Regions from separate parts of the Mus musculus genome. Here regions 1, 2, 3, 4 and 5 are each linked to region 6. Evidence: chromatin loops called from intact Hi-C (ENCODE). Cell type or tissue: gastrocnemius. All regions are shown on one strand.

Region 1 (5,000 bases), 220 kb before region 6:
CCTCATGCACTTAGTAGACAACTACAGGGGATCAGAGAAGTTACACCATCAAGAAGGAAGGGGCCATAAAGCCCAAACAATAGAAGCCCCTGTTTATAATCTAACCTTCTCACTGTGATGGCTAAGGGAATCACTGGACTGTGTGGCCAAGCCATGGCAACACAAAGACCCAACCCAATGTGGCCTGCAACCCAAAGAGCTAGAACTGGCCGGCTGTTTCAGACCCTGCCAGAAGGAAGGGTGCTCCTACAGAATAGCATGGGCTTACAAACTGAGTTCAGCAAAAAAGAAAATCTTGTTTGTGGATCTCTGGCCTTGGCCACATGACCTGCATATTATGGCCTCCATAGCAGAACTCCTCCTAAATAGCAGCATGGCTCAGGCTACCACAGCTGTATGCTTATGAGACAGCTCTGCATTAGCACTTGGCTTTCCATGCAGGGTTCACTTTAGGTGAGAGTGATTAAGCTATACACAGATTAAGGCCATTATCTGGGGGAAGTAATTTCCTGATAAAAATGATGGGGCTAGCCTCTTCTTCCTCTCTTACTCGTGCTCTTCTGCTCTTCCGCCTTCCACGGTGGGACAACAGTGCTACTGGATGTGAAGAGCCTCCTGGTGCTCACAAGCTCATGTTTTAAAAGTTTGTTCCCTGTCTGCTGAATGATTTTAGGAGGCTATAGAAACTTTACAAAGTGGACCTAATACATCACTGAGTAAGGCCCTTTGGGATGTAGTACTCCTGGTTCCTTCATACCCAACCCCCTATCTCCCAATCACCAAGACGTAGAGAATGCACACTTTGCTGCCACAATGTTCTGCCCAAGTACAGGGGTCAAATGACCACAACTGAACCCCCTGAAAACATGAGTCATAGTAAACCTGGCCTCCCTTAGGTGTTTCTGCTAGGTCTGTGGTCAGAACCAGAAAAGCAGCTAACCACACATTAAGGCAACCCTTGCCAGGCACCAGGTCCTTGCCTTACACGTTAGATTTCTCAGCAGCTACAACTGTGGGGGGAAAAGAAATCTGGTTTGTTACTGTTTGCTTTTTGAGAGGCAGCCTCACTATTGTAGCTCTGGTTGTCCTAGAACTTATGTAGGTCAGGCAAGCTTTAGACTCACAAGAGAGTCTGCCTCCCAAGTGCTGGGATTAAAGGTGTGCACTGCCACACTCAGCCAAAATCTGTTCTTTATAAGTGACCCATCTTAGGTATTTTAACATAGAAATACAAAGGAGACAGGAGGCAAGATATTTCAACAGCTGTATCTGCATGCATTTTCAGTTTGTCAGCTTCATTTCTCACTAGAAGTAGGCACCTGGTTTCCCTCCTCCTGTGCTTCGATTACTATAACAGAATACCTGAGACAGGGTGATTATAAAGAAAATAAATTGACTTCTTACAGTTGCAGATGCTGAGAAATCCAGGGTCAAGGGGCCATGCTGGTTGAAGGCCTCCCTGCCACATCGTATGGTACGTGACAGTTTGATGGGGAAACAGAGAAAGCAAGCCAGAAAGGCCTTCTAAACAAGACTACTCCCCCAGTCACCCATCAACCCCAATGACTTTCCAACAAAGCATAAACATGACACTAGGCATTAAGTTCCTAACAGGTGAAATTCAGAGGATACTGTCAAGCCACAGCATTTCTATTAGTCTTTTGTGAGACTGCTCAGTCCTTTTGAGAGCCACAACCTAAGGTGCACGGAATGACCACATATTAGTCATGGGACTTCAGCCAAATGGCTGCCCTATCTGAGCATTAGCAAACTCATCTGTACTAGTGGATCATATCCTAGTCCACAGGGATACTGTACAGACAGGATTAATTACCATAGGCTACAATAAATCTAGCATAAATGCTGTGGCTCGTGTCACCAAGGCTATCTGCCTAATCTCCACCTCAGGCTCTTCTATACACCACTCCTGACTCTGGGGGGCAGCATAGGTGGCTCTTTATCTCAAGGCTAAATATAGCTGGCTCCTTTAGGCCTTTGCCTGCAATGTTTTCCAGGCCTCTCTCCAACTAGCCTCAAAAGGCCATCCTCACTGACAGGGTTTTGTTTTGATGCGGATGAGAACTCGCTCTGAGTGGAGAGATGCTCCCTTCAGAGCTTTCCCAAATGGAAGAAGTCGAATTGGGGATGTTGGTCAGATGGTAAAGTGTTTGCCTAGCATGCGCTGGAATTAAGTTCCCAGTGCCACACAAAGCCAGATATGGTAGCACATGCCTATGATTCAGGCCGTTGTAGGAAGGTCAGTCAGGTCAAAGTCATCTTCAGCCACATGAGAGTCTGTCTCCAAAAATATAAATAAAAAGCAAAGGAAGAGAGAGTGTGTGTGAAGGACAGGGAGTGGGGAAGGGGAAGAGACAGAGTGGATGGGGAGATTAACTTCAGAACAGCTACCGCTGGCTTGCCATCTGGACCTCTGCCCAATCATCAGAAGAAAACCTTCCAGGATTAACTAGGACCACTGTAGATGATCAATCTCCTTGCTCATAACTCCCATGATGGCTTCCTAAGAAACTGTGTCAGTCTCTGTATGAAATTTTAGTTTCAGCACTCAGTCTTGTATCAGCCTAGCCCCATTGCCCCAGCATGCCTCAGGCTACCAGGGTCAGACCCTGTACCATGGCTGCTACTCACTGTCCCCAACTGTAGACTGTGCACACACCCCTGTGATTCTGTCACCCCTGTCACAATGAACATAAAGATCTTAGACCATCTCTGCCCCTCTTCCTTAGCCTGGGACCTTGTACTCTCAGAGACCGTGCCTGACCATCTTCTCTATGCAGTATATGAATACTCTTCCTTGAACATCAGGTTGGAGAGATCTGTGGTTCAATTCCCTCATCTACAGAACAGAAAACCCAAATAAGCAGACTCTAGGATGGGGCCAGTGGGAGTATCTGAGCAAGAGTCTTGGGCTACCTGTTAGCCATAGCTAAAAAAGACGCTTCCAGGCCAGACAATGTTCGATTTACCTGGCTTATCGTTTCTCCTGAGATTCTTGTGGGGTATTAGTGATGTCCAGCCACGACCTCAACACAGTTGCCTAAGTTTGGCCAAAGCTCGTGGACCAAAATTGCACATCTGACTCTGGGTGTCTACCCAGAAGGCAGTGCAGCAACTGCCCTGGCATCTTCACAGCCCACGATCCTGCCGAAACTGTACCTAGGCCACAACAACTGATGTGGCTCTTCTTCAGCTCTGGGACTGACATATTTTACCAGCATTAACTTCGATCTGTTTTCTTTCTCCCCACTTTTCCGGCCCAATTCACGGGGATTACGTATCTTAACAAAAATAAATGTCAGATTTAGTTATTCCCCCAAGACCTGCTGAGGCTTCAGTCGTGCACACCCTCTCACGATCTTGTAATGAAAAGCCAAAGGAATGAGTTCCCCAGGTAGAAAAAAAGCTCCAGGTCCGTGTGTCCTGGGAGAAGGGGAGAGCCTTAGACTTCTGGTTAGGGAATTCTGGGCACTGGCCGACCTTGATCGGCTCACTCGAGCTCAAAGTCGGCGGTGACGGATCCTCCCGGGCCTGTTGCCCTGGGGACTGCGCTGCACCAAGAAGCCCGACCGCGGCGTTCGTCGGTCCGCAACGGCTCGTCTTACCTGGAGCGCCATGGCGGAACTCAGCTTCGCGACTCCCTGGCCCACCCAGCTTCCGGTGCGGCTCTGGCTGGAGGCTGCACCGAGACCCTCGAGACCCTCGGGGACAGCGGCCCAGTTCTGCACGACAGGAAGCGGGGCCGGGGAACTCGCTACACCGAGAACCGCAGAGTTGGCTCGTCTGGGTCGGTCTGGCGCTTCGCATCCCGGGAGGGGTGGTCCCGCTTCCGCCCGCAGCCCCCAGCCTCACAGCGGTAACGACGCAAGCGCAGACTACACTTCCCAGAGGGCGCCGTGCCTGGGGCGTGGCTTCAGGGGGTGTGGCGGGGTTCTCCTTTACTGCTCCGTCCCTCACACCTCTAGCTCCTCAGGTTCAGGCACCCGCCTGGCACTGGTTAGTTACATCCTGTCGAGCTTGCGGCTTGCGCATGCTCAGGTGCAAACAACCGTTCATCCAAATAACCAACCATCCACTCCTCCGTTCTCTTTAGCATCCGGCGCTTTCTGAGTGCGCCCTGTACAGGTGCCAGGTTAGGATGCATGGATAAAAAGGGACCAGTTTCTCCCGTTGGCTGCAGTCACGTAAACCCGACCCTGAGTGGCTGAGGGCCAGGGCACAGTGGCTCACCGCTACACTGATCTGCATCACTACATTTTATGTGACTATTTGCTTGCTCGTGTTGCCCACTGATGGTGGCGGCCCCAGTAGTTCCTGACAAACGCTAGGCTTAAATATATGTATGATGTGTGGACTAAGTGTGTGCCCCATCTCTGGATTCATTTGTGCTGCTGTCTCTGTGGTGCAGACATAGTCCTTAGGCTGCACTTTGAGGCTCATTTTCCTTCCTGGAGCCCTCGTCTTTCCCTTCATTGTATGGGAAAAACTCAAAGAGAAGTTTTTGGAGCTTTGAAACAGGTGCTTGGAGCCACAGCAGAAGCCACCATACCCAGGACTTGTTCTCGGCTCTCCACTCCTAAAAATGTCTGCAGGGGCGTCCCCTTATCTGCGATCCGAGGAAGGACGATTTCTCCCTAGCCACCCCAGCATAGCTCTTTAGTGACTCTGGCCTACGTGGGCTCCACTGGCATACTGGCTTTGTATGCTGGCATGCCAGAACACATGATCGAGCAGAGACCACTAACATTACTGCCCAGCACAGCTGAGTGAATTTCTTCCTTCACACTCTAAGGACAGGACCGCAGCATGGAAAAAGAAAACTGAAAGTTCAGTCCATCTCCAGTAGCATCTCAGGGTAAGTCCTAGGCCTCAAGCCAGGGACCTATGATCCCTAAGCCACAAAATCCTCTCAAAACCTTTCAAAAAGAAAAAAGGAAGACATAATTTACAGCATGTGAAGTGTCTTGACGCTGTTTTGCTTT
Region 2 (5,000 bases), 310 kb before region 6:
TGCTTACCACTGCTGGCATTCTCCATGCAGCCAGTTGTCCCCCAGCTCATGGAGGTGGGCTTCATGTAGGCACAGGGGTGGGCAGGGGACCTCAGGGCAAGGCTGGCTCTGTGACTGCTCCTTCTGACACTCCAGGGCCCACGAGCCTGACGTGGAGGACCTGGGCAGGGCCAGGGGCAAAGGCGGGGATGAGGTGGCAGATAATGCATGCCCTACATAATCCTTCTGGCTTCAGGGTGAGCATGAGGGTGGCTAAGAAAAGGCCTAGGTGACCAGCACAAACTGGGCCAGACACAGGATGGAGCAAATTCATTGATGAAACCAAGAAGCACCCAGAATTCTGCCAGAGAGGACATGCCAGGCAGGAGACCCTTGTCACCCAGGCTCATACCTAAAGCGACTCTGTTGCCCTTGAGGTCCACAGGAGTGACTGCAGGAACTCCAGGCAGACCAGTGACTCCAGGCACAGTGGGCAGGAGGTGAGCAAAGCTGAGCAGTGCAGGAGAGTTGCCCAGCCTGACAGGAACAGTTGTTGCAGGCATCCTGGTGCTGGCTCCCTGGGGCCCAGCTGCGGCCCTGGGCATCTGTGCATTCACAGTGTCCAACTGGCACACAGCCTCCATCCTGCTCCAGAAACCCTGTGGGGAGGCAACAGATGGATGTTGGTGCCTAGACCATACCTGCCTTCGCACTGAGCTACCCTGAGGTGCCAGAAAGATCTCTAGCATGTTACCTTCAGAGCAGCGACAGCCCAACTGGCAGGCCTGGTCCTCCTGACACATGCCTCCCTCCTGCAGGTCTGAGCAGCTGTAGGGGCAGTGGTTGGCACAGCTCACCATCTCCATGCCCGCTGGGCAGCCTTCCTCTGTAGGGGACAAACCCAGTGTTAAGCTCCCTGCGGTGGTTTGAATAGGAATAGCCTCCTAGACTCATGTGTTTGAAAGCTTGGCCCATGGAGAGTGGCAGTATTAGGAAGTGTGGCCTTGGTGAAGTAGGTGTGGCTTTTTTGGAGGAAATGCATCACTGTGGGGAGTGGGCTTTGAGATCTCCTATGCTCATCTCCACCCAGTGTTGAATCCAGTCCCCTTCTGCTGCCTGTGAATCAAGATGTAGAATTCTCAGCTCCTCCGGCACCAAGTCTGCCTGGTAGCTGCCATGTTTCCCACCATGATGATAATGGATTAAATCTCTAAAATTGTAAGCCAGCCCCAATTAAATGTTTTCCTGTATAAGAGTTGCTGTAGTCATGGGGTCTCTTCACAACAATAAAAACCCAAACTAAGATAACCTCTCTCTCCTTCCTATCAGGACTCCTAGAGGCTCCAGGATCCATTCCCCCTCCCCGTTCCCCCATATTGGTATGAACTGAAACATGGGAGGCTTGGCAGAGCCCTGGAGTTGTTTTCTAAGTGCACAGTAAGTTCTCAGAACCTACTGTTCTAGCTGGTCATCCAGTTCGTGTTCATGAAGCTAGACTACATCTGTACCTCTCAGAAGCCAACATTCTCACCTAATGGCTCATGGCCCTGGTCTGAAATATGAGGCAGGGTGCAGTATGAACGGGGATCTCCTGACAAATGGGTCTGGGAATGACTAAGCCCCTTAGGGCTGGGAGCATTGGAAGGAAGGGTTGAAGCTAAAAGAGGAGTGGGGAAGAAGGAGAGGGAGGGGAGGGCTCAAGTATAGTCTCTGGCTCAGTTTACCACATATGCCCTTGATACCACACTGCAAGCTCTCAGAAACCTGGGCTAAGTGGTTCTCCAGTAGTTAATAGGGCAGACAAGGCTGGGATGATGTAGTAGGGATGAGCCAGGTAGGTGATAGATCTTTGCATTCCGCCCTTAGCCACAAAGGACCCAGATACACATAGGATATTCCAACCCGGTACCAAGATCCAGCCATCCCTCCCCTGAACATCTCTGTTTTCCTTAGTAGCCCACAAAATAACAGCCTGCTTCCTTCTCCATCCCATGGGTATAGTGGAAATGAAGTTAGTAGTGGGGGTGGAGAGAGCTTTGCAGAATTTAGCTCAATAGGCAGGAAGTAGCTGTCACCACTGCAGTACCACAGGGCATGGGATTGCAGGGCCGGACATGGTGCCTCTCCCCAACACAGGATGTTCCCCCATTCTTGGGTGGTGGGCTTGAGCAGCTTCTGCTCCTCAAAGATCGACCTCCTCCACAGCTGCGATCACACCAGGACCAGGGACTCCAGTGGGACCAGCCCCCAGGCACTGGTGAAAAGAGAATGGTTCTATCAGGGCTTAGCACAGGCAGAGGGCCCCACATGAGCCTGGAGATGACTGGCATGTGCAAGGCATCAGAGCTTCGCAGGGGCAGGGGCGGGGGCGGGGGCGGGGGCGGGGGCGGAGGCGGGGGCGGGGGCGGGGGCAGGGGCAGGGGAAGGGGCAGGGAGGAGCCTGAAGCAGGCTTTGTCCTTAGCTCCCCTCACCTGGACAAGCACGAAGGTTGCAGAAGCGGCGCTCTTGGTACGCAGTCAGGATGTCAGGGCACCAGTGTCCACCAGGCCCAGGGGGGTGATATGCTCTTAGGCGACGCTGCTGGCCCACACCACAGCTTCGGGAGCAAGGCTCCCATGGGGCCCAGGACGTCCAGAAACAGTTCCCTGACCCACAGCCAGGGCCAGGGCACGGGAGCAGCGCTGATGGTGAGAAAGGTCCGGAGCTACCAGAACCTATCCCAGGCTCTCCCCTCCCCCAGCTCAGGTTTCTTCCCCTTGACCAGCTGTGATCTCATCCACACCCAGGGCTCCTGTTCTGTATCTGATTCTGGCGGGTGTGTGGTTTTGGCAACTGGGCCTGCGTATCCTGTGTGTCTTGTCCTCATAGAGGACAGAAATCTCTGACTCAGGGGCTGCTGAGGGATGGGGAACAACCCCACAGACAGTACACACACACACACACACACACACACACACACACGCGGCGCGGATGGACGGACGGACGGACGGATGGATGGACCAAGGAGCCTGCTAGACTTGGCAGAGCTCAGAGCAGCTGCTAGGGCTAACAGTGAGTGAACAAGAGGTCTAGAGTCAGACACTGATGAGATTGGATTAGATTAGATCAGATTGTTAGGTTGTTCTAGGGGATGGATGTTGGGCTCTAGGTGTGGGTTTAGATCAGTTGTTTGAAGGCTGTGATTAGGGCCCCAGAGCCATACCTGCACATGAGGGCAGGTTGCACGGACGTTCCTGTGAGGAGTCCCCTACTGTACAGTTAGCCAAACAGAGGCGTGTGCGGCTGCGCCACGCCGGGTGAGCAGGGTCTGTGCAACTGTGGGAACACGGAGACCATGGAGACCACGGGCCCCAGCCACCTGTGGGAAGGAGGAATAGAGGAAAGAGAAAGTATATTTCCAAGTAGCCAAGGCTCTCTAACCCTTCCAGGATGTAGGATGGGGAGGGAGGAGACCCAAAGACAGGCCATACTGTTGAGGTGCAGGGAGACCCGGGCTACCTGCAAGGCCTGTCACCGGCTCCACTGTGGACCCTGCAGTTCCTGTGTAAAGGAAACCTTGCTCAGAACTGTTTCTGGGACTCCAATGCACCCTCCCAGCAGCACACAGAACACATGCTAAGATCTCCAGAAGTGCTGGTTGGAGACCCAAACAAAAATTTAGAGCTATTGGACAAAAGGAAGGAAACGCCAGAGATACCAGCAGGATAAAGACAAGCTGGGCCATACCTGGCCAGACAGGTGGTACATATTTCCCTTACCAGGGCATTCTGGGCTGAAGCAGTATTCCAGGTCCTGAAGCGGCCCACGGCAGCTCAGTCCACCAGGCGCAAGTGTGGGAAGCACACATTGGCGGGTTCGGGTGCGGGTACCCAACCCACCACAGGAGCGGGAACAAAGGCTCCACATGCCCCAGGGACCAAAGCTGCCATGCACTCTGGAGCATTCCACCATAGAGCAAGACAGCTTCCCATGAACACAGGAGCTGGGGACAGAACAAAGTGGCCAAGGAGGCCCAGCCAGGCTAGAGGACAGAGCTCAGGGTTCCCTGTCCTCATGCTCTAATCCCTCGTTTAGCCCCTCCCCCACGTTTTAGCCCAGTCCCCACCTTGCTGGTTCCCCTACCAGTTTCCACAGTCTGTTTGAAGCATCTGGCCTGGGAGCAGCTCAACTCCAGGTCCAAGGGGCTTGCCCTCATCTCCCAGAAGGGTTGGATAGGATCCGAGGGCAGCGCTAGCCAACCCCAGCTCCTGCAGCAGCAGGACTGTCAACACACAGGGGCACTCCTGGGTGGGAGAACAGAAGGAGATAGTGACATCTCCCAGGAGGCTTCCTACTGGGCATCTGTGTACAGCTTCTGATGAGACTCGGGGAAAGAGAGGGAATGGTAGCAGGAGGGAGGACCTCTGCCTCAGGAGACATTTCCCAGTACACATAGGACTGAAGGTCTGTAGGCTGTGAGCCAGCCTAAGAGTCAGCCATCTTTCTCTACAGACAGCTAGAGTGACACAGGCAGACACTGGCAGAGGCTCCAAGACTCAGAGAGACAAAGAATCCTGCCAGTCATCAGAGGACTCTGGCTGTCTCAGTGTGAGACCAACACTGGTGTTCAACGTCCTCCTGACCTTGGAGCAGCCCTTTCTCCATCAGGCATAGTGTCATAATCTCAAGGAAATGGGGCCAGAAAACATCAGGATATGGCTGGCAGAGGCCACCAGAATTAGGTGTGGACTCCCAGAGCCTATCTGTTGGAGTCAACAGAATAGAGGGAACACCTGCCTGCCTTCTGTCCCCACAGCTGGAGGCAAGGATCTGGGACCAGCTAGGATGAAGGTGTGGGGGGTCTTTCCCCCACAATGACCTGGCAGGGAAGAGAGAGGCAGTGAAGATCCACAGTCCCCGACACAGAGGGCAGGGATGCTGGTCCACGTGCCATGCACAATTATGGGAGCCCAGGAGTAATGGCCTCTCAGGTTTGAGTGCTACTTAAGGTCCCATGACAAAGGGGACTGTCTAAGAGGCC
Region 3 (5,000 bases), 470 kb before region 6:
ACTGTGGCCAAGGCTTGGGCATCTCTTGAGAACACGTTGGAAGAATATTCTCCCCATGGGGCAGAACTTTGAGCAGCGCACCTTGTTCATTACACTAAAAGAAGAAATGGTCAGATGTGCAACTATTACCAACCCATGGGCTCCAGCCAACCATTTGGCTGGATGGTGTGGATTTGGAAACAACATGGCTGGGAAATCGGTCTGGAAGAGGTGTCTGGAAGGACTGCGAGGAAGACAAGCAAGAGAACTTCTGAATGCCCATCAAAAACTGACCTCAGCAAAGGAAGAGCTTGATCATCAAGCTGACAGGGTGACCCATTCTGTTGGTGCCAGTCATCCTCTTCCCCAGTCACCTGATCATCAGCCAACAATCTCATCACAGTGGCCACAGTAACATGGATAGGGACTATACATGGGTCTGGTAATATCAAAGTATACAGTGCCATCTCTCTATAGCAGGATTCATGGGTCAGCAATTCATGGGTAAAAATCAAATGGGAACGACACTACTTGACCTCAGCAAAATCTTTGCTTCCAGTCCCCAAGATCTTACACTTTGTTAGCACAGAGGTCTTGGCTACAAAGAGCAAAATGTTTCCACCAAAAGACAATCATCACCCTATCCTGGCAGTTGAGTGAGTAAGTCTGTGAGTCCCGCTCTGTCTTCCCTGGATATTGCCCAAGGGTACCACGAGTTCAACCATTGGAAGGAGCTTCTGTGATTCATCCCACATCAAGGTGCAAGTGGTCCCAGAGAAAAGAGATCAGAGAGGCCTCCAGAGCCCAGCGGGGGAAGACGTTTAGTCCTAGACAGTGAGTCAGTCAGCATAAGAAAAGGAGTTAGCAGGTGAGGGCCAGTTTGGATTAAATGTACATAAACTCAAGACTTCCTTCAATACATGACTAACTGGATCTTTCTGTGAAAGGACTGGAAATTGTTCGAAGAGAGAATATAGGACATAGATACTGCCATCTGCTTCTCCAGGAGACCAACAGTCCCAGTGACAACCAGTGACTTCCTTCTGGGAGTCCAACCCCTGAGACACTCCCTGCTGGATCTTGAACCTCCCTGTCTGCCACACTTCTGTCCTCTTCTTCCTCCTTAGGTGTGAAGCCTTTCCCCACAGACCTCCTGGCAGGCAGCTGTTCCACATTCTTTCTTGGGAAAAATACGGTACATCCCTACTGGATCTGGTTGGAGTGACATAATTCCAGCTCTTGAAATCCAACCCAACACAGGGCAGACTGCCTTCCACAGTCTAAACTTATCACCCCCCCCCAAGCTATAATAGACCCCCCCCACACACACACACACCTCTGAAACATACCTCGGTCTTTCCCCCTGTCCTACTGATGCTTCACAGCTTCTGTGCTCTGCCTGGCTTCCTGCAGCTGCTCCTTGGTGGGATGAAGTCGCCATCTCTGCCCTCAGGTCAGTGGAAGCAAATCCTAAAGAGGGCCAAGAGCCACACAAGGAGAGTTAAAGATTTACCAGGCCACCCCAGTCTCCCTGGCAGGAGGATTTCCAAATGTTTCTAGGAAGAAAGAGGTTTCTAGAAGCATGTCTTACATCAGTAGAGCCTGAGAAGGAGCTCAGAGCACATAGGATGAACACGGAAGGGGCTTAGGGAGGGGCCGGTGTGAACACAAAGGCACAGGTCTTCTGGAGATGCCCTTGGGTGCCACCATGTGGCTGTGGGAGCACAGTCATTCACACTGCTACAGACAAAGATGGTAACAGAAAGGCCTACTTGGGTCTTGTCCTAGTAAGCTTCAGCTATGAATGTAACACAGACCTAGAGTCATCTGGGTAGAAAAAAAAAAAAAACAAAAAAAACACGACTGAATGATTGCCTATAACAGACTGGCCTGTGGCCATGCCTGAGAGCCATTTTCTTAATTGCTGATTTATATTAGAGTCCGTCAGGGTGGCCTGTGTCATCCCTCGGCAGGTGGCCCGAGCTGTGTAAGAAAGGCAGCTGAGCAAGCCAGAGGGAAAGGTAAGCAGCATTCCTTCATGGTCTCGGCTTTAGCTCCTGTCTCCAGGTTCCTGCCTGGAGCTCCTGCCCTGGCCTCTCTCCTGCAGATTATCACTTGTAGACTGAAATCAACCTTTTCCTCCTCAAGTTGCTTTTGGTCTTGATGTTTATCGCAGCAACAGAAAAGCAAACTAGATCAGGTCTATTCTTTGCAAAGACCAAAATCGGAAGTTTTTGATGAAGTCAGTTTGGGAGTAAAACCCAGCAGACTTTCCTCTTGGCTCATCCCCACCACCGTCTCCCTCAGCCTGGACTGATCACACAATGTAGATAAAACTACAAAGGAACCATTTGCTTTCTCCCAGAATAAAGTGCTCCCTCATAGATGAGAAAAAGCTTTCCCCCAGCTAGCAAAACACAGAAATGTTTGAACCTGAGTTTTCATATGACTCACAGAACTCACTGTGTCCCAGCGACCTAATCTGATCTGTACTTCCTAAGCAAGGGGCACACTGAGAACAGCATGGTTTCCTTGTTAGAAGTCTAAAGTGACGTGTGCTTATGCTATAAGGATCCTGAAGGATTTGGGGAACAGGGCACATACAGACTCATACACTGGCAAAGAAAACTGCCCTATCCCCCTCCCCCTCCCATTCACTCACCTCACCTTAATAAAGAAGGTCCACTCATAGAACAGTCCCCACCTCCCCTGGGCACCAGGTCAGTGCATAGAATACCATCTAATTAAAATGTTGAGGTGAAAACTATAGACTAGGATATACAGGTGCCTGTGAGGCTGAGCTAAGGGCTAGCAAGCTCTTGCTGCTCCAAAACTGAGAAGCCATGGACTTGGGGGCGGGTCGGGGGGAAGGGCAGGCGTCCTAAATGAAATAATAAGCTTTGGAAGAGTGCTTAAAGTGAAATTAAAGCTTCTCACAACTTCTTCGTGACTTAGCAGGTCGACGATTGGTTTGCTGAATGATTTTGCTCTGCGGCCTTTCTGGTTTGGCTCTAAGGAAGGATGGGGTCTCCTGCCCTCTAGTGGCCGTGTGTAACGACACATGGAGCAAATGAGAACCTGAAAGGTCCCTGCTGACTCTCCTAGCTCTCAGTAGGGACAGGACAAAGTGGGACTATAAACTAACAGAAATTGCATAAGGAGAAAGATGCGGTCATGCAAGGAGGAGTCTACGACGGCCATGAATTGTGTTAGACACAGAGGCTAATCTGTGCGTCACGCACTTTAAGACCAGCACTTGGGAGGCAGAGGCAGGTGAAGCTCTGTGAGGTCCAGGCCAGCCGGAGCTACATAGTGAAACTATGTCTCCAAACACAAACAAAAAAGAAGAGGGAACATTTGCAAGGATCCCACAGTCTCAAGTCAGGGAAGCCGCGGAGCCTGCCACAGTGAAACTACCTATGGGGTGTGAGCACCGTGGTATGTTGGCGAGCCGTGGGAGCAAGGGAGAATATGTGCTGTGGAAACCCCCACTTCCCTTCTGCAGTTGACAGACAGTAGCGGAGGCTACATTTGATGGAACCTGTGAGTGAGGAGGATGATAGCGCACTGTAATCTGGAAGGGTCAGGAGCTACGTTTCCCCCTGGGAGGTTTCTCGCTTTTGGTGTGTGGTGTGAAGACATTCAGGGAAAGTTTTCTGGAGTGCTCTGAAGATCTCCTTTTCTGCCCGCTCCTGTTCCTGTCCTGGTGCTCAGTGCTGCTTTTGAGAATGGCAGGAGCAGAGCATGTGGCTATGATGTTCACCCTGACACTTTCCATTCTGCCAGGCTTTCTTATGCACCGGACCTACCAGAGGAAGTAAAGTTTTACTTTTCCAGAGTGGTGGCAAGTCCTCCTCCACCTCCTCCTCCTCCTCCTCCTCCTCCTCCTCCTCCTCCTTCTTCTTCTTCTTCTTCTTCTTCTTCTTCTTCTTCTTCTTCTCTCTCTCTCTCTCTCTCTCTCTCTCTCTCTCTCTCTCCTGATTTATGGCGAGTTTTGGTTTGTGAGCATCTTTTCTGGGTCAGTTCAGTATAACCAACTAGATAGCTTTAAGTGAAGACTGGGACCATTGCATCCCCGCGGTCAGGGAAGCTTCCTTTCCTTGGGGGAACCCAGAAAAAAGGTGCAACTTGAGTTAATGGGGTACAGTTGGCTCTTCTTTCCCTCCAAGTGCCAGCATTCAGGGTAAATGTTGGCCTCTGGTTGAACCCATAATGCAATGTGTGTCCTTTTATTCCCTATAACTGATCTCTAGAATTGGCCTATGTTTAGTCTCCAGACACTGATCTTAAAAAACTGCCAAGCCTCTCCCCCAGCATAAGTGAGCCCCACCTCTAGTTAACACTAACCAGTTCACTTCATTAACCTGTCAACAACCAACCCTTTGCCTTCGCCCAGCTGTTCTGAATACCTGGGTTAAGCTCTGTGTTGTCAAGGTACAAATTTTCTATCTTGATTCTGCTAAGCATATATGCTTATTAAATGTAGTCAACCTGTATGTTCTTTGGGTTTCTTCTTACATTGTTCAATAGTGTTCACCCCATGTAATTGCTTATATGTCGTTTGTGTGTGGGGGGGTTGCAGGGGCTAGCCTGTATCCATGACTGACTTGGGTTTTAAGTATCTATTTTACTTAGCATGTGGGAAGCACACATGAATACTGAGTTCAGAAGACAACCTGAAGGATTTGGTTCTCTCTTGCCACGTGGGCTCTGGGAATTGAACTCAGGTTGACAACAAAAATGCCTTAACCCACTGAGCCATCTTATCAGCCCTAATTTTATGTGCTTGTTATCAATATATATGTTCTGTATGCCATAGTAAAATATATGTTAAGTGGTATGATTTCATGATAAAGTTTCTCCACTCTCAAAAAGACTTTGATGCTAGTGGCCTATAAATATTCAAGAATGCATGACAATTTTCAGACAAGCTGGGCTGCCTAGCAGAGAGGTTCAGATTAACCAAGCCACCTGGAAGAGGCTGCAGGCTGGGCAGTAAGCTCCGGGTTCCAGTTTTCTCC
Region 4 (5,000 bases), 330 kb before region 6:
TTCTGTCAACATGAAGCTCAGCCCTCTTCTCTCTACCTTAACACAGGAGCCATTCCCCCTCCCATCCCTCTACCTAGCAGCAGCCTGAGGTTTTCATTCTAGCCAGGCCTTTGTCTCTTTACTGGCTTGCAATGTATCTTTACTGCCAGTTGTTTTCACAATGTTCCTTCCTCTCAGGGTTTGAATGAAAATGGCCTGCATAGGCTCAAAGGAAGTAGCACTCTTAGAAGGTAAGGCCTTGTTAGAGGAAGTGTGTCACTGGAGGTGGGCTTTGAGATTTGAGATGCTCAAGTCAGGCCCAAACTAGAATTAAGGGAGAAATTTCTGAGATTTGAAATTTTTTAATTAGTGGTTGGACCTGAACAAAAAAAATCAAATCCCTTTGATTTCTCCAAGATATCTATATTCCTCTCTTTTCTTGTTAAAGGTTAAGAAAGACTACTACTGAGCAGAAGAGCTTGGAAATTAGCCTTAAATCACTAATTTAAATATTCCCTGCCCCATTTCATCTGAATTCAGGTTCAATCTAAACCAATCTGAAGAGATTACCCAAGAGACACGGACATTCCTTTAAGTGCGTGCCTGTTCGTACAGGCTGGCCAAACAGCTTTCATTCCTTACGGGTCCAGTCGAGCTTGCCTTCACCCAGATATTCTCTAGACTGCCTGATCTGAAAAATATCTGTAGCTAGTGGACTGGAGGAAAGGGAGGGTGGGAGAGATGCTTAAACAAAACATACAAACAAAAACAACTGCTTTCCTAATGCAGAAACCTTTCCAGTTAAAACCACAGCACCAGACACACTCCTCCTCACCTTTCCTCGTTCCTAGGCCAACCTTCCCAGGCTCACCAAGTCAATCAAGTGGGAACTACAGGAGGGTTCTCCGGGGAATAAGGTTCCTTCCTGTGTGATCTTGTACTTCCAACATCTTATTCAATGCAAAGCTCATAGTACAAATGGTTATTAAATGAACACGGGGGGGGGGGGGGGGGGGGAGGACAAAGGGGGAGATAAAAAGTCTCATAGCAATTGAAAAAGTTTGTTGAGACAATTCCTTCCGTGCCGCCCCCCGCATCCCCCCCCCCCGCAAAAAAAAAAAAAAAAAACTCAAGAAAGGCTGCAAAGCTGAGGATGTAGCTCAGTGGGTAGAGCTCTTGTCTATTTCATCTAAGAACCAGAGTTTGAACCTCAGCACTCCTAGCTCTGTACAAAAGAACTGGCTACAAAATAACACTGCCAAAGACCTTAATCCTAAAAGGCTGACTGTCTCTCTGTCAGTGTGCCCACAAGCTAGCAACCCTTTCAAGCAAGGCTCGCTCTTCTGCTCTGGACCACTTTCTACCGTACCTCATCTCTCATCTCAAAGGCTCCTCTTGCCAAAGCCTTGAAACAAGTTTGTGGAGTGTGTTTCTAAACTATGTCCACATTCTTCACGAAGCAGATAAACTAGAAATAGAAGTATGCAAGAAAATGCCAGAAGCCTTTTTTCCCCTTCTCAGTCCTAACCCGGGAAGGGGGAACTAAGAAACACCAGGCAATTACTTCATTTCTCCGTTAGCCACCCTCTGGCACCCACTGGCGTCCTACCTCCAGCCTCTTATGTCTTAAAGCAAGGCTTCTTCGAAACGCAAAAAAAGAAGAGGAAGGAAAAACAGCAGCACTTGGTCATCACGAAGCTTGGCTAGCCTCCACCCCTGGACCACTGGCAGAGCGGCCACAAGCAGGGGTGGATGACACAAGGGAGGGGAGTGGGGTGGGATGCTCAGACGTGGAGGAGTAATACCTCCCAAACGAGGCAGGTGAGTGAACACTTCCCTGCAAGGCTAACTCATCCGCTAGCCCAGACCAGGATGCATGACAGAAGGGAGAGTAGCCCGGTGCTTTCCCGTCCTACCTTCCCCGACTCCCCAAGCTCCATGGCTTGGTTCTGGTGGCCGTGCAGACCCCCTCCCTCCGAGCCTGTTCCAAGTGTACCGCGGCCCACTCCGGACTTGGGCTCCCGGAGCCGAGACGCCTGGGTAAGGAGACACGAGGCAGCAAAGTAATCTCTCCTACAGCGGGAGGCAGTAGCACAGTAGTTGGCTCTGGTAGTGGTGAGCTGGAATAGTGTCGTACTAGCGCAGCCTTTTACAGCTGCCGCTTCGCGGAGACAGAAAGGCTCACGGGAAATGTAGTCCAGCCTGGAGGTCCTGCTAGGACTTGTGGTCAACTCCAGCCTGCACACAGGTCCACAGGTCAACAAGGTTAATCAAGAAGAGCAATACTTTTTCCGGACATATCTTTCTTTGTTTCTTAAAAACAAAATAAAACAAAAACATAACATGTCATCTGTTAGCCCAGGCTGACCTGGAACTCCTTATTCTCCTGCCTAGTCTCTTCAGTGCTGCTGATTACAGGCTGGGCCATCATGCTGGTTGAGGGGGCAGGGACTGGAGGTACACATCCGAGCCTCTGTAGCTGTTCTTTGCTACTTTGTGGGTTCTTCTTTTTCCCACCATTTTATCCCCTCAGTTTCACCCCCTAACATTAGATAGGTGAGAAAGAATAGGGGGGAGAGACAGATGCTTGAATCTTATTTCTTTCTTCTGGTTTCTTCTTTGAGCACGACTACGAACAAACCACAACCAACACCTCCCGTCCCCCCCCCCCCGCCCCCCGCAAAGACCACCAACCAACCTATCAGGCCTCTAATATTTCTACACCCTCTGAAAAGTTCCCAGAGTTCTAAAAGTCACACAACTGCAGAAACTATCTGCAGCTGGCAAAACTATGACTCTGGGAGAGCACCAGGCAAAACTAGCCTCTGTGGACAGTCTGAGGCAGTCTCTTATCCCCACATCTGGGATTAAAAGAAAAACACATTCTTACAATATTTCTGTGTTTTTTAAAAATCTAAAATTCCAAATTTATCCTTATAAGGCTCCCTAAAGGATAAATGATAAATTATTCTACACACCCTATACTTTGAATTTTGAGACAGGGTCTCTCACTGAGCCTAAGTGCTGTTGATTACAAACTTGGCCATCATGCTGGGTTTACTGTGTGTGTGTGTGTGTGTGTGTGTGTGTGTGTGTGTGTGTGTGTTACAGGCTGTCTTTTTTTAAATATATTTATTTATTTTATATATGTGAGTACACCGTAACTGACTTCAGACACACCAGTAAAGGGCATCAGATACCATTACGGATAGTTGTGAGCTACCATGTGGTTGCTGGGAATTGAACTCAGGACCTCTGGAAAAGCAGTCAGTGCTCTTAACCGCTGAGCCATTTCTCCAACCCTATGGGCTGTCTTTAGTCAGCCTATATCTTAGATTTTGAGACAGAGTCTGTGATGGTTTGAATATGCTTAGCCCAGGGAGTAGCACTATTAGGAGGTGTGGCCTTGTTGGAGTAGGTGTAGCCTTGTTGGAGGAAGTGTGTCACCGTGGGAGTGGGCAATGAGACCCTCCCCCAACCACATGAGAGCCAGTCTTCTTCTAGTGGCCTTCAGATGAAGATGTAGAACTCTCAGCTCCTCCTGCACCATGCCTGCCTGGATGCTGCCATGTTCCTGACTTGATGATAATGGTCTGAACCTCTGAACCTGTAGGCCGGCCCCAATTAAATGCTATCCTTTAGAAGGGTTGCCTTGGTCATGGTGTGTGTTCACAGCAATAAAACCCCAACTAAACAGGGTTTCTCACTAAACCTGGAGCTGACTTTTCTGCAAGGCTGACTGACCAACAATAGATATACTATCTCTGTACCTCCAGTACTGGGGTTATGAGGACTGTCCAGTCCTCCTTCTACATAGGTTCTGGGGATATAAAAGATACAAATGTCCACACAAAGACTTGTGCAAAGATGCTCATAATAGGGGGCTGGTGAGATGGCTCAGTGGGTAAGAGTACCCGACTGCTCTTCCAAAGGTCCAGTGTTCAAGTCCCAGCAACCACATGGTGGCTCACAACCATCCATAACAAGATCTGACGCCCTCTTCTGGTGTGTCTGAAGACAGCTACAATGTACTTACATATAATAAATAAATAAATCTTTAAAAAAGAAGATGTTCATAATAACTTTATGCATAAGAGGAAAAGCAGCAACAACAGGAATGTCTACCAACTGGCAAATAGATAGGCAAGCCATAAGAAATATGGATCAACGAACAGATCACAGGCATTCTGTGGATGATCCATGCAATGGTTACTAATTAGCAGTAAAAGGTAATGAGCCACTGTTACATGTTATAATTTCTGTGAACCACTGTTACATGTTATAATTTCCGTGAACCACTGTTACATGTTATAATTTCTGTGAACCACTGTTACATGTTATAATGTCCGTGAACCTAGGAATTGTCAAGTTAGCTGAAAGAGGCCAGGCCTTTACAAAAACAGAAGGGACAACTCTGTTGAGATTAGTGCTTGCCCTGGGGCTAGAAGTAGGAGAGGTTGATTGTCGGTGTGCAGGAAACAATGGAAATAGTTCTAAACCTGGATGGAGGTGATATGTGGCCCGTCCAAGTTGCTGCTCAGGTCCAGGCTGAACTCTCCCTCCAGTCCCCTGATAGAGACCACACAATCGTTTGTCAGCACTAGTTGCCAGCATTACTTTATATATAACTAATTACTTCCTTCTAAAGTCTTTTAAAGTTTAAAGTTAAATTGCAAGATTTTCAGACTGGGTGTGGAGCCTCACACCAGTGATCCAAGTGCTCAGATGCAGAGGAGGTAGGTTTCTGTTGAGTTTAAGGCCAGCCTGGTCTATTTAGTGAGTTCCAGGCTAACCAGGATTACACAGAGAGACCATGTCTTAAAAATTACACACTTGTGTACACATACTCACACACACACACACACACACACACACACACACACGGGCACACGGGCACAGGTGGAGTTTCCATATAAATTATGGTTCAGTAAAACTGCTGTCAAGAGGAGGATAGCTTGAATGTTCCAGAATTCTGTGTTGATAGAATACCACTGGTTTGAAGGATACGACCAGGGACACTC
Region 5 (5,000 bases), 590 kb before region 6:
TTTGCCTCTCAAGTACTAAAATTAAAAGTCCACTGTATCAACTTATTATTTGTATCTCTTTAGAAAGTTTTAAGAACACTGACATAGGAGCTATGCATTTAAATTAGTACATACATTATTAGATAATAGTATACTTACTAAATAATACAGAACACATAATTTAATGCTCTAAAATATCAGTCCCACTTTCCTGCTGCTATGCAATTTTGTGAAATGTAACTCTCCATTATATTATATATTTAACAGATTTGTCTATCATTTGCCTGTCATCCATTTGCCTATGAATCAAATGGGCAATTAGAGAAGCTAGAGATGGGTCCTATACATAAACAACAACCATAAATCAAGTAACCAGATGAAGGAAACAGTGCTGAGAGCCGTGGTGAGATAAAAGCCTTCACTGTGATGTAAGAGGCAGAGGCAGCCAGAGAAAGAAATGTCAGCATCCCAGGGTCGAATCAGCCCTCTGCAGTCATTTAAGACTAACTCACGGAGATGGAGAGATGGAGAGATGGCCGAGCAGCTAAGAACACTTTCTGGTCTTCCTAAGAAACCAAGTTTGGTTCCCAGACCCCACATCAGCTCACGGCCTTCTGCAGTTTCAGCTCCAGGGGACCTAATACCTTCTTCTGGCATGACCTTCACTCATGTGCACACACAATCACATATTCATACACACAGAAATAAAATAAACATTCTCCCAGCACTCCCACCAGCATTGCCAGCTGGTGACCTTGGCTATCTCTCGCTATGCTTTTACAGGCTTTGATTTGTCAAGTACGAGCGACCATTGCTCTCCTACCCTTTATTTTCCTCTTCTCATCCCTTTTCAACCCCCCTCTCTATTTCACCTCCTTTACTCTGATTCTTGCCCTGTCTCATCCCTTTTTATCCTCTGCTGAGTTTAAATTAATTAACTTTATTAAAAATAAGTTCTTAAAAATTCATTTAACCTATATTTTCTCTTTTATATGTATAAATGGTTTTGTCTGCAATGTATATGTGCACCGTGTGCTACAGTGCCTGCAGAGGCTAGAAGAAAATGTTGGGATGAGTTACAGATGGTTGTGAGTGCTGGGAATTGAACTCGAGTCTTCTGAAAGAGCAGCTGATGGTCTCAACTGCGGTTATCTCTCCATCCTCAGCAGTTTTAAATTTACAGAAAATCTGAGCAGAAAGTACAGAGGGGGCATGCTCTCCTTACCAGTTTCTCCTATCAGTAACATGTTGCATTAGTGGAGTATTGTTGCTGTCCATGGAATTGTATTCATGTATTTTATTAACTAAAGTGTGTAGCTTTACAGCAGGGGTCACTCATGGTGTTTGACATCCTGTGGGTCCTGACAAGTGGGTGATAACAGCAACCCACAGGTCAGATAGAATATCTCATTAGCATAGATTCCTCTGACTTCACTGTTCATTTCTCCCTCTACTTCCCCAAGTCCCTGACCACAGGTGATCTTCACAGTTGTCCTTTCCAGCATGCGACAGAGCTGTGGCTATACAGCACAGAGCCCTGCCAGATCAGCTTCTTTCACGTAGCAGCATGTATATACGTTCCCTCTGAGGCTCCATGTGTCCTGCTAACGCATCTCTTTGTAGTTCCCATTGCCCGGGTGTGTCACACCCACCTACTAAAGTGTATCTGAGTTGTCTCTGCATTTGGATGGGCTTTGTGAACAAATCTGCCATAGGCATTCGTGTTTGGACTCTCGTGTGGGTACAGCAGCATGGTTTTAAACAAGGTGATGAGAAAGGAGGGCTCTCTAGAGTAGCAAGTCAAAAGGAAAGCATTTGTTGAGGCTGAGAGGCGACGGTTAGCCTTCAGTGAGTAAGAACTTTTTATGTGCAAGCATGAGAACCTAAGTTGGAATCCCCAGCATCCAAATAAAAATCTGGGCATGACTGCTTGTGCCTGTAATCTCAGCATCGGGCGCAAAGTGGCAGGTCCTAGAGCTCCTGGCAGTCAACCTAGTAGAAATCAAGAATTCACTGAGAGATCCTATTTCAAGGCAATAGGGTATCGCAGTAATAGAAGACACCTTCAGTCAGTCTTCTGGCTTTCCTGTGTTCACTCAGGAGCATGTGCACGTGCGAGCTCAGGCACATCAAAAATAAACAAACAACTCCCCCAAACCACTGTTCAATATTTCCAGACTGGGCAAAACAGAACACAGCAAACCAGCAGGTAACCAGCAGGGGGCAGTGTTTGCAAGACGTCGACGCCAGTTCCCACTCCCTTCCTACAGTTTTGAGCCTCAGGCTCTTGTTCTCATTGGCTGCAGTCTGGCTTCCTTTCCTGCTGACCGTCCCTTCACAGCAGGATGCACCTTCCCTTTGGAGGCGTGGACCAGAAAGCTGCAGTGAGAAAAGGTTCCAAACAATCCCTGAGTTCTGTGAGGAAGAAATCACACTGCAGGAGCTGAGGTGGATTCAGGAACCCACAAGAGCATACATGTCAATTAAAACAACAAAACAAAACAACAGCCAGGCAGTGGTGGCTCACACCTTTAATCCCAGCACTTGGGAGGCAGAGGCAGGCAGATAGTTCTGAGTTCAAGGCCAGCCTGGTCTACAGACCGGGACAGCCAGGGCTACACAGAGAAACCCTGTCTCGAAAAAAACCAACAAACAAAACAAAACAAAAAGCTAAGGATATGAACATGCAGGTTATAGGAACAACATCTATATTCATTTCACCCAAATAGATCCCATATCCCACTCTCCTCCTTGAACATTCTTTTGTTTAAAAAAAAAAAAAAATCACCCAAACTTGGGATTGGAGGGATGGCTCAGTAGTTAAGGAGCCTTACAAGTGTTAATAGTTCCAGATCCAGGGGATCCAGCAGCCTCTCCTGGCTTCTGCAAGCACCAGGCATGTGCAGAGGGCACTTGCATACATGTAGGCAAAACACTCATACGCGGAAAAGAACAGCAAGTGAATAAAAAAGTGATCTGAACTCAAACACACGGCTAAGTGGAACTCCTCCAGGGAGGAGACCTGGCTCACTCCGGATCCTGAGTCCTGCAGGGCAGCAGGCAGAGGCACAGGGACTTGGGATTCCACTAAGTGCTGTTGCTTTGCCTAAACCATACTATAGACTGGGTAGCTAGCTTCATGGCTTCTGTGGAGACAAGGTCTGCCCAGGTGAGAAAACCTAAGCCTTGTTCTCCCATACTCTCCCTAGAAGCCAGGGTACCTTAGCCAGGCTCAAGCATGATAGCTATTGATCTGTCCAGTGGGCCCTGGAGAGAGCCACTTTAGGCTCAACTGCCACCTCAAATTCCATCTAAGAAGCTACCTCCGGATGGCAGAGGTAAACAGCAGAGCAGAAGAGATGCATGCTGTCTGCCTGGTGAGGAGGAGCAGAAGCTAGAGTCTTGGGTTGCCCATGCTTTTAGACTTCTAGATTCTCTTAGGCCCATAGAGAATACTTTGTACACAAACATCTCAGTGGTGTGGCCGATGAGGGTGGAGCAGGAAGCAGAACTTTTTTTTTTTTTTTAAATCAACCTTTTCCACTGGCTGCCTTCTTCAGTGGCCCTCAGAGCACCCCTTTTCAGAGAAACTCATGTACATCACCCTTTCCCACCCCTCAGGAGACACCGTCTTCCTCCCCCTGGAAGACAGATCTTGTGAGCTGGCCTTCACCTCTTGTAGCTCTTGTACTTTTACGAAAGACTACAAACCAATGTGAGAGGCTGCCTAGGCCTGGAAGGTAGCTCCACAGTGGCTATAGATCTTGAATGGAAAGATCCTCAGGAACTCACCAGGTAACAGGGATCTTGTGGTGTGTGTGTGTGTGTGTGTGTGTGTGTGTGTGTGTGTGTGTGGTGTTCTTCTATCCTGCTCACCCTTAAATCTACCAGTAACAATTAGTGTCAACCTGAAGGGAAAGACAACTGATCTTTTTTCATAGACTGTAGAGAAATTCCTGTTCCCCAGGGACTTTTAGTCTTGTCTGTGGAACATCAGTGAGTTTTCTCCCTCACAGAACAAGGCTAACACACCACTGAGGACTCAGGAGAGGTGGACTCTTAGACATTCTCCTTGCTTTCCAAGGGCGAAAGGGAGCAGACAAGCTTCTAAAGCAATTTCCCTAGAGCTGTCAGCCAGGCTTGTATTGAGTGTCTGGGAACCAGAGAGCAGCTGGAGGGGAACCAGTCTTTGGGACGGGGCATCAGACCGGGTTTTGTGAGCTGGGAAATTAGAGTTGTGGCAGGAAGATGGAACGTGGGCCCCATGGGTGATCTGAAGTTCATACACTACCCATCGTCCAGAAGGAACCCTAGCTGTCTGACTAGCATTCGCTTTATCCAGTCGGGGTCAGGACTCTATCAATGGATAAGAACAACCCCAGGCTCTTCCCCAGAGCCTTGGGTTCCTCGATGTTGGAGAGCAAAGGGACACCAGATGTCTTTTTCCATCACTGACTGTGGTCTGCACTCTCTGACTGGCTAAATTATCTATTGGCGTATCATCTCACTGAATCCAGTACTCACTGAGTGGCTGGACTGGCTATCTTATCTCCCCGTCCCCTGCAGGTTTAATTTTCTTTCTTTCCCATCACTTTTCTTTTTCTTGGTGAACATTCACAGTGCTGGGCAGGAGGGAATTTGTTTTGTTTTGTTTTGTTTTTCGAGACAGGGTTTCTCTGTGTAGCCCGGGCTGTCCTGGAACTCACTCTGTAGACCAGGCTGGCCTTCAACTCAGAAATCTGCCTGTCTCTGCCTCCCGAGTGCTGGGATTAAAGGTGTGCGTTCACTCAGGTTCATCTGTTCACAGAAAGCATTTGCTGTTTGTTTTGGATAAAGTAATACATTCTTTAAAGACCAGTCAAAGCAAACAGAATGAAGCTGCAGGCAGTAAAGCTTTTATTCCCGGAAAGGACCCCATGACCATTGCACACTGGTTTTCCCTCATAACAGCATGACACATTTTCCCCATTAGGACAGTTTGTTCTCAAGATGCTGTGGTGAAGGATATGGGAAAGAAAGAA
Region 6 (5,000 bases):
ATCTGCTTGACCCAGACAGTATCACTGGGCTTGTACAAGGGAAAAGTGATGGTGGACTGGGACCTCAACAGGGTCTCTCAGATAACTGGGTGAAGATCCTCTATGGAGGACTAAATCCCTCTGTAGAGAGAATTCTGGAATTTTGGCTTCTTTTAAAAATCACAGTAATGCTGTAAGAGTATGTTTTCATCTTAACCCCGGTGTGGGACATGGGCTGCTTTGCAGCAGCTGACCATGATTTACTTTGCTCTAGCTGAGGCATGGCTTTGCCAGCTGCAGATAGTTCCAAGCATGAGGAGAAAGGGAAATCTGGGGCCACCACAGAGGAGTGAGTCACCTGATTGTGGCCTATATTAACTGGCCCCATTGAATTTTTCTCCTTTCTAAATTAATTATTTTATTTATTTACATCCCAGACATTGCCCCCCACCCCCAAATCCTGATCCCCTCCCAGAGCTCCTCACCCCATCCCCCATCCCGTTCGACTTTGAGATGGTGCCCTGCCCCAGGCATCCCCCTTCCCAGGGGCATCCCATTGGATTTTTCAAAACAGAAACTTCTGTCCCAGTGTCTATTAAAAGCTTAACTGGGTGACCTGCAATGACACAGTGACCAAGGGTTCTTGGAGTCTGAAGAGGGCAGAGGCCTGGTGCCTTCATTTTGGTTCACTGTCTCACTTTTTCAGTTGAGAGGGTTTTCTGGGTTTAGGATAGTTTGAAGGTTCATTCTTCCTGGAAACAGAATGTACACTGATCCCTTTCCTGGGGGCCTTCTTCATCTTCCCCATTTTTTCCTGTTTCCTTTTGGGGGATTTTTTTTGGGTGGGGGGTACAAGCAATTCGAAGCTTAGAGTGGGCTTACTGGAAAACACGATCTTTGTCTGTCTCTGTGTGGCTCAATCAATGGCCAAGGCAGCTTATTTTTGTCTTTTTTCAGTGTTTTGATTATTATAAACCTTTTGGTTCACTTTGATGAACTGAGAGGTATTTACCCCTGCCAAGTCCTCTAGCTTTTGGAGGTGTCTTTTGTTTCTGGATGTCCAGAGGTGATTGAGTGACAAGCTAAGCTTAATGTCCTAGCAGTTTATGGAACCTGTGGATCAAAATTATATATAATTTTGTAATTGTTTCAGAAATGCCCTGGGATATTCTTTTGGGCCCCAAAGAACCTGAGTAGTCTTAGACAAACTAGTGCGTTTTTGAGCTGCACCCTAGATTCCAGTTGTAAGGCACCAATGAAAAGTGTTCAGGGCCTGGGAACCTCATTGGTACTGGGGGTTGGGTTCCCAATCAGGCCTCTTGGATGGGAAATCTGTTTCAAAGGGGAGTGACTTTTCCACATCCATACCAGTTGCTGAAGAAAAAATCTCTCTCTCTCTCTCTCTCTCTCTCTCTCTCTCTCTCTCTCTCTCTCTCTCTCTCTCTCTCCTGCCTCTGTTGTTGTGATTATAAGAAGATAAAGGATATAAGGAGATATGTTCTGTGGTGAGGTATGAGGGAAAGGGGTGTCTCAGTGGGCCCATGCTGAGGCATCCCTTCTGCCTAAAGGACCGGCCACACCACAATGGTATAATATAGAATAGAGTTTATTTAGGGCATGGGGAGGGAAGTCAAGAAGGTAGTAGAGGCAGAGAAAGGCAGAGAGGAGAGAGGAGAGAAGTAGAGGCCAGCCATGGCCACATGGAGAGAGGGAGAAAGGGAATGGGGAGAGACTGGGAGCAAGGGGGTAAGAGAGACAAGAGAACAAAAGAGGGAGGAGGGGGGCAAGCAGCCCCTTTTATAGTGAGCCAGGCCTACCTGGGGGTGGAGTCCAGACAGAGTACCAACATCTGTCCCAATAAGTAAAGAGGCAGAAGTTGGTGACAGTCATATCAGGTAGTGGGTGTAGAGGATGGAGTCTAGGAGGGCATAGGGTTCAGGGGTGATCAGAAAGGGGGGAAGGGTCTAGGTCTTCCAGTTCCAGAAGCAGAGAAAGGATCACAGATCAGGAAAGAGTGATGTCCTCTGAAGTCATTGTCACTGCTCCAGGATGGAGCAACACCTTCTATAGTGGAAAAACAGGTCAGTGACAGGGAACCCAGCATCAGAGCGGAGCACCCTGCCCCCCACCCCTGGCAAGCGTACTCACTGAAGCCTCTGGTAGCTCAGGCCTTGGTTCAGCTTTCTGGCTAACACTGCAAGGGCCTAGGACATTCAGCAGATCCCCATCTTCTGGGCAGGAGTGGGAGTCTGGGCACCCAGGATCGGGCTGGGCTTGTGACCAAAGCAAGGGTATCCTGAACTGGGTGTCCTATGAATGCCCACCCCCACCCCCAACCCCACTGCATGCCCTGATGCCCCACCCCCTCACCCCCACCTTAGAGGCACTGGAGGAGGGGCAGCTGTGTGTGACTCCAGGAGCAGACTGAGATAACTAGAATTTTCCTGTCCTAGAGAGAAAGGGAGACTCCTCCTTTCCTTCCTTCCTTCCTTCCTTCCTTCCTTCCTTCCTTCCTTCCTTCCTTCCTCCCTCCCTCCCTCCCTCCCTCCCTCCCTCCCTTCCTTCCTCCCTCCATCTCTTCCTCACTCCTCCCCCTCTCCTTTTCTGTTGTAGACAAAAAAAAAAAAAAAAAAAAAAAAAAAAGACAGCTAACAACAATGTACACAGGATGCCACCTAGTGGCAGAATCCAGAGAAATCCGCAGAATTTTAAGCAAGTCACCCAACTTACTTTTGGGGAGAGGAGTCAAAATGGAAACACCAGCAACAAAATCAAGGAATTAAATAAAAAATTCCCTGGACCAAGCTTGCTCATCACCCGTTCACTCATTTATACAAGTGGCTGGCCATTCATTCAAGCAAAATCAAAGCCACATCTCTCATGAGAGGTAGAACCAAGATAGTAACTCCCAGTATAGCATTGGAGAATTGGGGAAGGATTTCCTGTTGAAGTTTTTATTCCCAAGCAGAAAAAAATTCCAGACCATAAGAGGGCTCCCTAAATGGGGATATCTTTCCATAATCTCAAGAAAGATCCCTTGGGCATATATTCCTTTTCCATAAGAAAGTGTCTCCCAGGAAAAGGGCCTATTCCTCTAAATTAGGGGGTTTCCTCCAGAGCCTAGCTAGCCCCTTTAATTAAAAGGCTCCCCATGGGCCTCAAACTCAACGTGGACTCAGTATACAGACTTACAACTGTGGAGTGTCAGAGGACTGTTTTAATGTCAGTGATACGGTAGTCACTCCAGACCTGTCGAGACTCAGTGAAAGAGCAGGGCCTTGGAGCATTTGCCAGGGTTGCCTTCCCTGCAGCCTCTCCCTGGCAGCAAAGGCCATGAGTGAGGCGAGTCCCACGGAGCATGCCATCAGTGAGGATGGAGCCTCCAAATGAAATGATCCATGCAAAGTATTTATTCATAACCACACTGATTAAGTCAATTAAAGCCCAAGCTGAGGGCACCAAGTGTGTGTTGTTAAAAGATAACAATTACATCAGTGTTTGAAGGGGGTCACATTAGTGAGGGGACTGGGGCAGCCTAATAACCTCTGCTTTTGTTGTAAAGTTCAGTAGTGTTTTCCATAATCCATTTTAGAACAAGGACATGGACAGTTACAAAAGTATTGTTAAGATGAAAGTGGCTGTTGGGAGATGAAAGGCTAAAAAGAAACAAGACAAAGACAAAATAAAATTAGGAGAGGATGGCATTACTTTAGTCATTTAAAACAAAATGGAGAGGCCCAGATGAAGGTGGAGGTTAAAGGGATGTTTGCATGCATGACAAGTCTTTTTCCTGTGGAGACACAACACACACACCTACTCACCACAGATAAGGAGTCCATGACAGACTAAAGTGTGAGTACTACCCAAGTTCAATTTGGTGAGCTAATAAGTTTAATTGGGGTTACTTACAAGAATGTGGGAACAACTGCACCACCAAAGCCAACCCCAGCATGAGTGACAGTTCATAAAAACATGGAACCTGGAGCATCCTGCATAGCCTGCAGGTAGCTCAATAGGTTGGAGAGTCTTTTCCAAGTGATTCAGTTGATCTATACCTCTTCCAGGCAGATCAGCTGGTCTCCGCTTTTTTCCCCTTGGTTTGTCTGTGAATGACCCTCAGACAGCTTTACTGCTTACTCTGGGAAGGAAGGAGGGACCTAGTGAATCTGGTCAGTTTCAGGGACTTCCTGAAACTATTTTGAGTTATTTGCCTTCTGCTTAAGGAGCTTCCCTGCAGAATAGAATGGTTCAATAGCCAAAGAAACTGCTACACAACAGACCACCCCTTCCTACAGCTCTTGGAGTCTTTCTGACCTCTCTTTCTGGAAGACCCCTGATCCCTGGAGGGGGTAACTATAGATATCCATCTATGTCATAGCTACAGACTATGTATTTGTTCTTAAGCATTTCATCATTGGTTATGAGTTGAAGCTCACAACAGTGATCTATGGGTATAAACACAAATGTTTAGAAGGCAATTTGATGGGTACATCACATCCATCTAGTAAAAGGATAAAAGTTGCTGCCCTGTTGGGACCTATGTTCACTCTAGCCACAGTTTTTTTTTTTTCCTGGATTATAGTACTAGTCATGAAACTCCCTTTTATGGAGCAAGCTTTAAGTCAAATTGGAAGGCCATTAGTCTTACCAATGGCAGTAGAGCCACTATTGTGCAAGCACATCCTGTGTGGCACGGTGGTACATAGCACTGGGGGTTTTATTTAATAACATTATTTATTAATAACATTATGGCTTCTGTGAGTGTCCTTTTCTGCCAATGTAGCATACCTCTTGAATTTTTTCCTTTCAGTTGACCCAGTTATTGTAGGTTATAAGATAGGTGGAAGTACTATATCTGGTTATTTCTCCAGTGGCTTTCCAAATCTGCAAAACACTCAGATATTAGCATTATGTCATCAATATAACAAAAACTTTTTCATGGGATAAACAGAATAAGGCAACATCCCAAATCATTATCCCATAACAAATAGGGGTGTGGTGGTTTGAATAGGCATGGCCCC

The links. Peaks named below come from ENCODE experiments on the same cell type or tissue, not always from the same donor. Only the 100,000 strongest peaks of a DNase experiment are listed, where the experiment ranks them.
Region 1: a loop joins it to region 6, with 6 times the contacts of the local background. A loop is called at or near these places in 17 of 42 quality-filtered maps.
Region 2: a loop joins it to region 6, with 3 times the contacts of the local background. A loop is called at or near these places in 2 of 42 quality-filtered maps.
Region 3: a loop joins it to region 6, with 9 times the contacts of the local background. A loop is called at or near these places in 26 of 42 quality-filtered maps.
Region 4: it touches region 6 in a loop (4-fold over the local background); 4 of 42 quality-filtered maps call a loop at or near these places.
Region 5: a loop joins it to region 6, with 7 times the contacts of the local background. A loop is called at or near these places in 17 of 42 quality-filtered maps.

The regions. Positions count from the first base shown.
Region 1 is chr6:48,394,511-48,399,510 of GRCm38, reverse strand. Krba1 (KRAB-A domain containing 1) reads right to left here and starts at 3,925. Exons shown (of 18, transcript NM_001347152.1): 1 at 3,624-3,925. The coding sequence starts at 3,635. It overlaps Gm16630 (predicted gene, 16630), which reads left to right and starts at 4,103. Exons shown (of 5, transcript NR_152250.1): 1 at 4,103-4,873. In gastrocnemius, a CTCF peak has its summit at 1,926; DNase peaks (open chromatin) are centred at 1,949 and 3,933; H3K4me3 peaks cover 3,071 bases; H3K27ac peaks cover 4,256 bases.
Region 2 is chr6:48,485,563-48,490,562 of GRCm38, reverse strand. It overlaps Sspo (SCO-spondin), which reads right to left. Exons shown (of 103, transcript NM_173428.4): 75 at 4,103-4,263; 76 at 3,739-3,962; 77 at 3,479-3,520; 78 at 3,183-3,338; 79 at 2,452-2,661; 80 at 2,066-2,233; 81 at 734-865; 82 at 392-638; 83 at 8-160. Among named protein-coding and RNA genes, the nearest start is that of Sspo, 40 kb to the right of the region's middle. In gastrocnemius, a CTCF peak has its summit at 2,639; DNase peaks (open chromatin) are centred at 669 and 4,099; H3K4me3 peaks cover 759 bases; H3K27ac peaks cover 1,598 bases.
Region 3 is chr6:48,643,856-48,648,855 of GRCm38, reverse strand. It overlaps Gimap8 (GTPase, IMAP family member 8), which reads right to left and starts at 1,622. Exons shown (of 6, transcript NM_001077410.1): 1 at 1,571-1,622; 2 at 1,329-1,449. The coding sequence starts at 1,420. In gastrocnemius, a CTCF peak has its summit at 1,690 (motif pointing left); DNase peaks (open chromatin) are centred at 1,670 and 3,008; H3K4me3 peaks cover 1,334 bases; H3K27ac peaks cover 1,473 bases.
Region 4 is chr6:48,501,446-48,506,445 of GRCm38, reverse strand. It overlaps the pseudogene Zfp862-ps. Among named protein-coding and RNA genes, the nearest start is that of 1700026J14Rik, 34 kb to the left of the region's middle. In gastrocnemius, a CTCF peak has its summit at 2,068; DNase peaks (open chromatin) are centred at 1,740 and 2,107; H3K4me3 peaks cover 1,537 bases; H3K27ac peaks cover 1,262 bases.
Region 5 is chr6:48,769,416-48,774,415 of GRCm38, reverse strand. Gimap3 (GTPase, IMAP family member 3) reads left to right here and starts at 3,565. Exons shown (of 5, transcript NM_031247.3): 1 at 3,565-3,774. In gastrocnemius, a CTCF peak has its summit at 2,189 (motif pointing right); a DNase peak (open chromatin) is centred at 2,213.
Region 6 is chr6:48,175,789-48,180,788 of GRCm38, reverse strand. The region is part of intron 1 of Gm16630 (predicted gene, 16630); the gene reads left to right. Among named protein-coding and RNA genes, the nearest start is that of n-TCgca8, 8.0 kb to the left of the region's middle. In gastrocnemius, a CTCF peak has its summit at 2,671 (motif pointing left); DNase peaks (open chromatin) are centred at 2,292 and 2,662.